Regions from separate parts of the Homo sapiens genome. Here all the other regions are linked to region 3. Evidence: chromatin contacts called from ENCODE Hi-C or POLR2A ChIA-PET data. All regions are on one chromosome and are shown on one strand. The core of a region is the stretch at or near the end of the contact, and the rest is flanking DNA. Distances in the headings are between cores, read along the strand shown.

Region 1 (3,546 bases), core at 149-2,648, 430 kb after region 3:
AACATTTTTGGGGTTTTAAATTTTTTTCTAGAAAAGATTTAATAAAACATTTGTGATCATGTCATACTAAATGTTATAATATACTTCTTTCATTCTATAGCAAACATTTTATTTACTAATCTTCAAAACTTAAATTTCCTCATTATGTATTATATTTTATTGTGTACATATACCATGGTTTATTTAGCTAGTCTACTCACATGTTTTTAAGAAAAAAATATTTAAATATTTTCTTGTGCTATATGCTTAGAAGTGTAATTATTGGGTAAAATTGTATAAACATGAGTCTAACCAAACTTCTTTTCATGAATCTTGTTTTTTTAATGTTTGTTATCAGTTTACATTCCCACCAACTGTGCAAAAGTGTGGCCTGAAATCAATTTGATTATAGACTTGAAATCAATTGGATGATACAGTCTCCTCTTTGAAACATGCAAGTACTTTTAGGTGACTGAAGGCCTGTCTAGATGTCTGCCACCAAATTGCAATAGTGTCTCTCGATATACCTTTGATTGTGGTCTATGGAAGGGATAGTAGTTTTGGCTGGAGGTGAGTAAGACATCTTGAAGAATGGAGTATCCAGGAGTGGGGTGAGCAGACCTAGCTGGGATGGAAATAATATGAGTGAAGAGGTGGTAAAAGAGGGCTAGACAAAGTCTATTTCGAGACTTTCACCTAAGGTTAATCTTGAACATGGGAATGGACATAATATTTTCCCCTTTTCCTTCTTAACCCTTGCTTTTAGTATCCCAAATGCTTTTATCCCTTTGGCTTCTACTATTAAAATAATCATTTAAACATAATTTGTGTCAAATAGGCTTTGGGTATGAGTTCTGTAAATATTAATTAAACAAGTAAGAAAATATATTTCACATAGCAAAAATCCTCTAATTTTTGGAAAGTGGATTTGTAGCTACCTATGTGGCTTATAGGGTAGCTCAATATTCACTCCGTTTAGACTGAATTCCGGTGTCCCCATAAGAGCAGACTGTTTCTCTGTTCTGTTCTTTGTACAGTATAGCCAATGGGAAGGCAGCACTTTGTTAAAGAGTGCCAAGTCGGGGACTTTACCTTAAACACAAGTATGCATTTCAAACCCTGAACAAACAGCCTTCTTAATAAAATAAGGGAAAGAGTTTTCTTTCTTCTATTCTCTAGAAATTCACAAATATCACTTGACAGGTGACAGTTCTTCCCTTACAAAAGGGGCTGTTTGCCTTTTGCTTTGGTGTTTGGGTAAACTGCAGTATGCACTGGCAGAGAATTTATTGCCTAGGGGAAGGTGTTTGCAGTTGCTGTGTTTAATCTGAAAAGAAACCCTTTTCCTTCTGTCTCCTCCCTCTCTTTTTAAGGAGGGAGAGTTGGAAATGATAGCCCCAGGGAAATAGTTCCCTTAACACCTGTCTTTGGTGTAACCTCAGCAATGTTACTTAAGACACTGTGCTCAGACTGTATGCATTAGGAATGACAAAGTTGAAGAGGGCAGATAAACAGAAAGGGATTTCAGCAGAAACACAGGAGCTGATTCTGACCTTGCATCCTCTTAAAAACTGATCAGGTGGAAATCCTATCATGCTGGCTAAAAAGAATCTGATTTGTTTGAAGTAATACTCATGCTATTAGTCATCTGTCCTTTCCTTTGGCAAAATATGCATACATACATATATATATAGTTTCAATCTGTAAAACGTGAAAAATTCTACAATGTTATATTTAGGAACTTTAGACCTGCTAATTCTAGTCCAACCTTTAGTAGATGAGAAAACTATTAAGATCCAAGTTCATCAGTGGTGACTTCTCCAACATTTCTGATAAGCATTTTTAAGAAAACCAGGGCTACACCCAACTTTCTGGATTTCTGGACCCATTTTTCCAGCTATTATCAGAGGTGGTGTGAAGAGGTCAGGCTCCAGAGATAGATGGCTGCCTGTGTTTGAATCTAGCTCAGTTATTCAGTATTTGGGTGACCTTGGGTGAATTACAGAATGTTTCTAAGCCTCAGTTTTCTCATCTGCAAAACAAGGATCAGGATTGATATTGGTGACATCCTATAGGAGAGCTGTTCTGATAACTGAGATAAGGCATGTTAGCATAACACACTGCCTGTGGCCAGTCCTCAGTGGAAATGGTTGTTGCTGTTAGTCTTTAGACTGTGTTAAATTTGGAAACAGTGAATTATTAATCCTAAATAGAGCAATTACTGATGCAGGACAAGAAAAAAATCTACACAGATTTGTATTTTTGTTTTTCCAAAAAATATGATATTATTTGAAGATACACTAGTGTTATTGTAGGTAGCTAGTCAGACATGAGCAGGACAGGAGAGGGCTCCACCCCCTACCCCCAACCCTCACCAGCAATCTCAGATGACCATAAGGTGATGGTCAGGCAGTTGTTACACTATTTCACTCAAATAATATTAATAATTGTTCGTGGTTGCAGCCAGCACCAGGGAAAGGCAGTCTCCCGATAGATAGAAAAAAAACCTTAAACTAGTGATCAGCAGCTTCCCAAAAAGACCTCAGGAGTTGGGTGAATGGGCTCAAGCATGTGTACTAAGGGGCAAAATGGCAGAGTTTAACTAGTATATGACCTTCTAGGAACATTCAGACTAGTAAAGTGAGAACACCTCAAGCAGGGGTCCTCAATCTTTTTGGCACCAGGAACCAGTTTTGTAGAAGACAATTTTTCACAGAGAGTGGGTGGAGGTATGGTTTGGGAATGAAACTGTTCTACCTCAGATCATCAGGTATTAGTTAGATTCTCATAAGGAGCACACAACTTAGATCCCTCACGTGAGCAGTTCACAACAGGGTTCGTGCTCCTATGAGGATCTAATGCCCCCGCTGATCTGACAGGAGGTGGGGTTCCAGTGGTAATGCTCACTGGCCTGCCTACCTCTCACCTCCTGCTGTGTGGTCCAGTTCCTAACAGGTCACATATTGGTACCAGTCCATGGAATGGGGCCGGGGGCCCCTGGTCTCAAGTGAGCATGCATACAACTCGAGTAAACACATTGCACATGCAGCCCCTCCTTAGTGCACATGTCGACAGCCCACCCCAAGGAATAATCAGGGGAGAAGGGATGCAAGACTCCAGAAGTACACCAACATATAAAACCCTAAGTCAAAGGTCAAACCAGGCACTTGATCTTTCAAGTCACCTGCTTGGCTTCTTCCAAGTGTACTTTACTTCCTTTCATTCTTGCTCTAAAGCTTTTTAATAAACTTTCACTCCTGCTCTAGAACTTGTCTTGGTCTCTCCCTCTGCCTTATGCCCCTCAGTTGCATTCTTTATTCTGCGGAGGCAAGAGTTGAGGTCTCTGCAGACCCATACAGTTTGGTTGCCACTAACATACTTTGGTGCTGCATGCCTTGGATATGTTCCACTGCTGACACTGGCAGGCTGTGAAATATGACTTGACCATCATTTCCCATTTGAAACTAGACAAGGTTGAGTTTTCTTCAAACTAAGATCAGGATTTTGAACCAGACAGACTTCTTATGAAAGCCAACACTCTTTTGTCTGTTCAGGTTTCAGAGAACT
Region 2 (3,224 bases), core at 434-2,933, 390 kb after region 3:
CTTCAGAAAGTCAAGCTTCACATCTCCCAAATTTATTTGATTTTTGAATTTTGAAAAGATTAGAGACTGAAGCCTGCATAAAATAACAAAAGTAATTCAAAAAAGTGTTATATATACCATAGTTGAACAATTAAATTACAAGTTCAAGTCTAATCCAACTTTTTAACTTATAACATTATATTAGGTGTATATTCTGTGAATAACTTTATATCCCTCTTCATAATTATAATTGATGCTTTTATAAATTTTATAATTGATGCTTTTATAACTTTTATAATTGAATATTATTTCAATAAATAAGTCCATAATAATATAATAAAATAAGTAGCAAATCAATTTCTAAGTCTGAGAGGCTTTACAAATCACTAATTAGAAAATATATGATCAAGTGAAAAATTTTTTGTTCAGTATGGAAAGAGTGATTAAAACCTGGTCTTCATTCTCTCCAAAGTACGGTTTTAATAGTTTCTGTTGATCCTTAACACATCTGAAACCTAAAAGCAATTTAGACAAAGTTGGATTTTCCAACTCTTCATTTTATATGTGGTATTCACAGATCCTCAGTGCCAAATGATTATCTGTAGATGAATTAAAGACACCCCGTAAGTGGAATTGTGTGTATGTGTATGTATGTGTGTGTGATGCAAAGCGTCACAGGACCCTCATAAGGTGGACTTTGGGAAAGGTACTATTAAACCTCTAAGAGTTCTGCCTTCAAGTTCTATTATTCTCTGCCATGACTTTTGGGAAAGTGATCATGTTCCCGGTGTTCTGAAAGTTTAAAGAGACGTATGCAAAGAGATGAGGTTTTAGCAATCGCTCCAGAAATTATCCCATCACATAGTGTAGGCTCATTGCCTAAGAACAGAATATAACCGAGAATAATACAGAAATATCAATATCCAAGGACAAGTACCGAAAAACAAATCTTGTTTTGACAGAGGTCTGTTAAAGTGTATGTTCGTACACCAATTATGCGGAAATTTTGAGAAGTTTCTTTTCTGTCCATCCTAGTAATGTTTGAGTGACTTGGTTGTGACTTAGAGGCCTCCTTTTCAAGACTGTATCTCTCACTGATGTACACCACAGTTTCTGATAGGTTTTCCTTGGCTGGAGATTATCCTTACATCTTTCCAAAATTCTCTCAAATATGAGAGGCCTGGTTTCTCAGGAGGGAGTATTGAAGAAGGGCATACATAAATGACAAAGAGTTAATTCAGCTTGCTTCTCAGAGTTAGAGTCATTGAACGTAAACACACACAGACATACATGTACACATTCATATAAAAAGCATCTCTTTTTTTTAAAGTGCTGTCTAAAAAGCAAAATAGAACAAAAATCCAAGAACTCAAAAATTCTACACAACCAGAGAAGCACTGGGAGAGAAACAGTACTGTACGTTCAGCAAACTGTTTTATTTTCCTCTTGCACGTAGTTAGCTATATTTTTCCAACCTCCCTTAAAGTTAGGCATGGGCATGTGACTTGGTTCTAACTAGTGCAATACAGGCAGGGTGCTTCATGCTGCTTCCAGATGTGGCCCTAAAATTACCATCTGACCCTTCACTTGCCCTCGTTTCCTCCCTTTCTCCTCCCTTCTCCTCTCCTCTCTTTATCATAGGCTGAATAGAGAGGACCCAGAAGAAATCTTTGAGGCCCTAGAGGACTGCTAAGCCACTAGATGGAAGGATTCTAGACCTCTTAGTCACCCTGAGTAGGAAAGTCACACAAGAGAGCTGCCAGAAGGGAAATATCTGTGTAAGATTTTGTGTGAGAAGGCTGATTATAGCATTTGTTTTGAAATTACGGCATTTGTTTTTTCCTGTGGTTATCTTTTAATCTAAAACAGGAAGCATTGAGGGTATGTTCTGATCACTTAGAAGAAGATAAGGTATAACATCCAGATTTGATCTCTCTAAGAATGTGCTACCTTTGCTATTCTAGGGAATATTCCTTGATATAAACATTAAGACCTATTAGGTATATACATTTCAGCAAAAGATGATTGTAATTACAAACTGACATTGATGGTAAATTACTCTATACCCTTAATAAGGTCACGGGTTGTGAGTCTGAAACCGTCTCTCTGGTGGTTTGGGACATAGCCACCATGGTATGTAAATCTGATGCTAAAAATTGGAGCAGCTAGCCATGTGAAGAATTTGGATACTGTACATAAACCACAATGAATCTTATTGTGGAATAGTAAAGATTTATCACTGTATAAATTTCTGTGCACTGATTTGGTCTGTTTGTTTTTCTTTTGTTAGAAAAATCAAGAGACCATGAAATTGTTTGAGAAATAATTCTAAGTCTACGTGAGCACTGAGGCTTCAGGAACTGAACCATGCTCTTCTGTGCCCATCCCTTAGCTCATTATTCTCAGAGGGATGTGGATTTCACTTTCAACCACTTTAGCTTAGATAGTGATAACAATTACCTACCATTTATTCAGTACTCACTACGTACTATACTAAAAACTATATACATCTCATTTACTCATACAGCGATATAGCACATTAAATATTTTTATTCCTGTTCCACATATGAGGAAACTGAGGCTTAGAAAGTTTAAGCAACTTGGTTCAAGTCAAACATCTGTAATGTGGCAAAACCACATTTCTAAAAGTCATGTTCCTAATCAGTGCTCAATGCATCCGTTACTGACCTTTGTATTCTTTATCTGTAATTGTATTAGATACCTCCCTTTTATGTATAATGTCCAATTTTATAAAATATATTTTTATTTACTCTTGAGTGAGATCAAACCCCAGGGGATAGCATATTTGTTCAGGGCCATTTTGTTTTAATGATTTTACACCATAAAATTTGTTTAGATTCTTAGTCACTGGACTTTGTGGAAAGAATGTCATAATTTCTGTGCTGAATTTAATTTTAAAAAGCCCTGGAAATGCTACTTCCATGATCCCTTCCCTTTTAAAGAGAGAGAATTTGCCAATCATCTTTCTCACTCAGTCCCAACATTGGAATGGTGTCATTAGGAAAGGAAATTTTCAGCTTTCACATCAGTAAACACAGTGGAGATGCAAGAAATCCATAGTTCTTACTCGGAAAGGACTGCGGAATTTTATGATATTCTGAATTTTATAGCCCAACATTTTTAAAGGAACCAAAATAAACAAACAGTTCCTCAGTTGCATTCTTTTTCCCCTTTGGCACTAGTCTATCTTATCTGAAATTTTTTCAGTTCATCTACTTCATGAT
Region 3 (3,589 bases), core at 739-3,238:
AAGCTGTTTTGCATAAAGAGTGAACTCAGAGACGACAAGAGGGTCTTTATGAATTCCCTTCACATTTTGTAAAAACTGTCATATATAGGCTATCCCCTTAATTGATAAATGGGATCTAGAAAGCGGTATTATGACCAGAGGGTGAGAAGATTTAGGAATTTGGATAGCAGTTCAAGATAAGAAAGAACTTCTTATAGTTATAAATTTTCAATGATGGAATGGGTTGCTTCTTTAAACAGTGAGCCCACCATCACTTGGTATGTTCAAGGAAAGACTAGATAAAGTCGATATTGTGAGAGGAATTGCTGTATGATACCGTTTGGAGAAATGATTGACATAATCTTTTAAGGCCGGTGACCCTATCATTTTCCAAATAATTGTTGCTAGTACTTAGTTAATTAGACCCATTTTTTTCTTAGGAAAGAGTTGGATCAATCATGGGAGACCCTGAAAAATTTCCTTACCTTTCCTAAGGTTTAATTTCCTCTTCTGCGAAATGGAGACAATTATATTACTTTTGCTTATTTCATAAAGATCTTGTGAGGATTCAATGAAATGAGGTTAAATTCTTTTATTAAACAGAAAGTTTTGAGTATTTGCCTAGAGAGTGATGTGACTTTTGCAGCAGAAGGTGGGAAAACATCCAAGGGAACTACATTTCCTCCAGAAATTGTTTCTTCATTACCATCGACCTACTGATTATGGTTTTCTCATTTTACACTTGGTGTTCTTACTTGGGATCTTTGTCCTTAAGCTCAACAGGGAGCCACAACCCAGGGGACCTATGTGTACACTTGGAGTTTTTATCAGACTATCATTTGAACTTACCACTACAGTTTAGCAAATGGCATGATGAGTTTGATTGATAATAGGAGTAGACGCAAGATACATTAAGTAGAGTACAAAGCATTTCATAACCAAAATGTCATGGTTGGAGGTCTTCATTATTCGGTCTTTATCTCATTCAGGAATTTCCACTTGAAAAATCTCTGATAAGCTTTATTTCAGAAACTGCTTGAACAGCTCCACTGACAAATGCCTCACTATCTTCTGATACATCGTAGGCAGTTCTGAGGGTGAGAAAGTTCAAAGCAGATAGATGTTTTAACACAACAGGAGGACTTTTAAACAATCACCAGGACTCACTCCTCGGTGGTCAATTGGGCCTGTTTGGAGGCCTGACCTTTGGTCATCTTAAGGTCATCTAAGGCAGAAAAGAGAAGCTCACTTATAAGTTGGCACTTCTGAATCATTTGCCTTGAGGTCCATTTTTTATTCAGCCTTTGTTTAAACCTTCTTAGGAAGCCAGTTTGTAGAGTTCTGGGGATAAGAAGGCAGAAAAACCATGTCAATTCAGTGCTTTTATTTCACAGAAAATGAAGCAAAGGCCTAGAAACTAGAAAGACATTTCTCAAAAAGAAGATGGTGAACTTTTGGAAATACTGAGATTAGACTACATTTTCCAATTTCTATCCCTAGCCCACTGCTCTTTCCAATATAATATCTGTATTCCATGGGAAAGACATGCCATCTGAATTGATGTATCGTAGTTGTTGAGATAATTTTGAAATGAGAAAACAATAGGGCACAGTCGTTTGGGAAGAATTTCCAGAAATTGCCATCATTTTCTTAAAGGCTAAGGACACTTATAGAGCTCTCCGATTTCCTATCTGATAAAAAAAGCCCAAACAAAGCTGCGGAAGCTGGCAGAGCCAGCAGATATTTTGTAAGGCAGCTTCACCTCTGCTGGCATTTTGTGGGGCAGGAGAGGGGGAGGGCAAAGGTATTAAATTTAGGCTTAAAAGCTCCTCAGAAATTCTTTACACACAAGAGACCAAGTTGGAGAAAAGAAGATGACTTGTGCCAAGGGGAAGAAAGAGAGAGACTAATGCCTGTGGTTTTCAAAGGTTAACAACAACATAAAAAAGCCAAGGTATTTGCACAGGGATGAATGCTCATTGGCTCTTGGCCAACAATTATACAAGGGCTTGTGCCCACATCCTGTAGCTGTGGTTTAGGGACGCTGCTCATGAGTGACTTCTTATGCTTAGTGGCAGGAAACTTTAGTCACTGATGTGTAAACTCACCTTTGGTCTGCACCTCCCACAACGTGCTCCGAAAGCAGTTAGGGGACTAGGCCTCTTGATTTCCTTGTAGATACCAGTTCCCCAGAAGCTAAGGAAAAACTCTGAGGCCTTGGAGTTACTGAGAGTGGACCAATACTTGTCTTATTCTACCTGATTTTGGCAACTGCTTAGGGTTCTTCTGTATCCACAAAAAGGAATTATGATATCCTCTGCTAAACCCTCTCTTTAGCCTCAAAGCCCAAGACCAAAAAAAATGAGCCATATTTCATTGCAGGCCTGCTGCCAATGTGAAATATAAGGAATAAAGTCATGAGACTGCTTCTCAACCTAGACCTTGTATCTCGTGTGCTATTTTATATTCGATTTTAAAAAGCTCTTAGTAAATATCTCAGTCCCCTTTTCAGTGAAGCCAAATGGAATTTGCAAGCCCAGTTTAATTAACTCCTACGTTTTTAAGGTAGATATGACAGATCATGATATATTGTGGATGCGTTGAGATCAAGTGTTCTGAACCACCAACTTGTCTGTCGTGTCCTGCCCATAATGCTTACCCCATGCATCTCAGAAATTCCTTTTCCTTTTTTAATATTGTCTGAGCACTCTTCACGGAATCTGAGATTAGAAAGGATCTTAAAGGTCATGTAGTTTAGCCTCCTTTGGTTGAGGTTGCAGGAATGCCCTCAACCAGAGCATGCACAGCAGATGGAAAATCAGCTTCTGTGTGAACATTCCAAGAGCCCAGAACTCCTTGCTTTCTAAAGCAGTTAATTCCACTACTGAGCAACAGCAACAAGTAGAAGGTTTTTCTGGACATTGCACCCAAACCTCTCTCCTTGGAAATGTATAGATTTGATGCTAGATATTCCTTTGAAGGTATCCCAAATAAATTAATTTCCTAGTTCACATATTCACACTTTCTATAAAGGCAGGTGCTCTCCTAAAAGGTAGTGACAGTAGTTTTATTTTTGTATTTAGAGACAAAACTCCAGTGAGCACAATCATTTTTAAATATGATGCATTATCCAGAGTCCTTATCGAGCTTGTCTCTTCTTTGTAGACTATTCTGTTTGGTAAACACTTCTTTTAAAATATTATATTCAACACTTGTCTTGGCAGTTCATATATAGATTAATCAGTGCAAATTAGAATGGAGTTGTTCTTTATTTGCCACTATACTGTTATTAATAAAATCCAGGTTTCTTCTATCACACTGTTTGTTCACATGAAATGTATGAATAACTTCATACTATAATATAATATATAACTCCTTTCCTGATTGGGTAAATTCATTGAAAGCACAAATGAGACCACTTTAGCATAGATTACTTTTACTGAAATTGTGTTAGTTCTGAGTAATTACTGTTTTCTTTTCTAACTTTTAAATTTATTTTCTAAATTATTTGTTTAACACTTTACCATATAATTTTGCCTAAGTCACTGTTAAATTTACTCTTCTCTAGCATCTGGCAACCACCAGTGTTTTTAAATGAGTTTTTTTCTGT

The links. Hi-C counts contacts between places; a loop is a spot of excess contacts on that map. ChIA-PET counts read pairs that join two places held with the same protein, here RNA polymerase II (POLR2A). Pooled maps may share reads with other maps.
Region 1: a loop to region 3 is called in a map of PC-3, with 12 times the contacts of the local background. The contact joins two enhancer-like sites. A Hi-C loop is called at or near these places in 2 of 168 maps with a recorded cell type or tissue (PC-3 and PC-9) and 2 of 50 pooled maps.
Region 2: a map of PC-3 shows a loop between it and region 3 (9-fold over the local background). The contact joins two enhancer-like sites. A Hi-C loop is called at or near these places in 1 of 168 maps with a recorded cell type or tissue (PC-3) and 7 of 50 pooled maps. POLR2A ChIA-PET finds 5 or more read pairs at or near these places in 1 of 52 experiments (naive thymus-derived CD4-positive, alpha-beta T cell).

What each region holds. Positions count from the first base shown.
Region 1 is chr3:189,755,398-189,758,943 of GRCh38, forward strand. All of the region lies in intron 3 of TP63 (tumor protein p63), which reads left to right. Among named protein-coding and RNA genes, the nearest start is that of MIR944, 73 kb to the right of the region's middle. Within about 2 kb of position 1,399, at least 2 of the 41 ENCODE cell types and tissues checked have a DNase peak (open chromatin) inside an H3K27ac peak, as active enhancers do.
Region 2 is chr3:189,713,533-189,716,756 of GRCh38, forward strand. The region is part of intron 1 of TP63 (tumor protein p63); the gene reads left to right. Among named protein-coding and RNA genes, the nearest start is that of TP63, 84 kb to the left of the region's middle. Within about 2 kb of position 1,684, at least 2 of the 41 ENCODE cell types and tissues checked have a DNase peak (open chromatin) inside an H3K27ac peak, as active enhancers do.
Region 3 is chr3:189,322,888-189,326,476 of GRCh38, forward strand. It overlaps TPRG1 (tumor protein p63 regulated 1), which reads left to right. Exons shown (of 6, transcript NM_198485.4): 6 at 1-2,417. Among named protein-coding and RNA genes, the nearest start is that of TPRG1-AS2, 84 kb to the left of the region's middle. RefSeq lists an enhancer at 1,179-2,378. Within about 2 kb of position 1,989, at least 6 of the 41 ENCODE cell types and tissues checked have a DNase peak (open chromatin) inside an H3K27ac peak, as active enhancers do.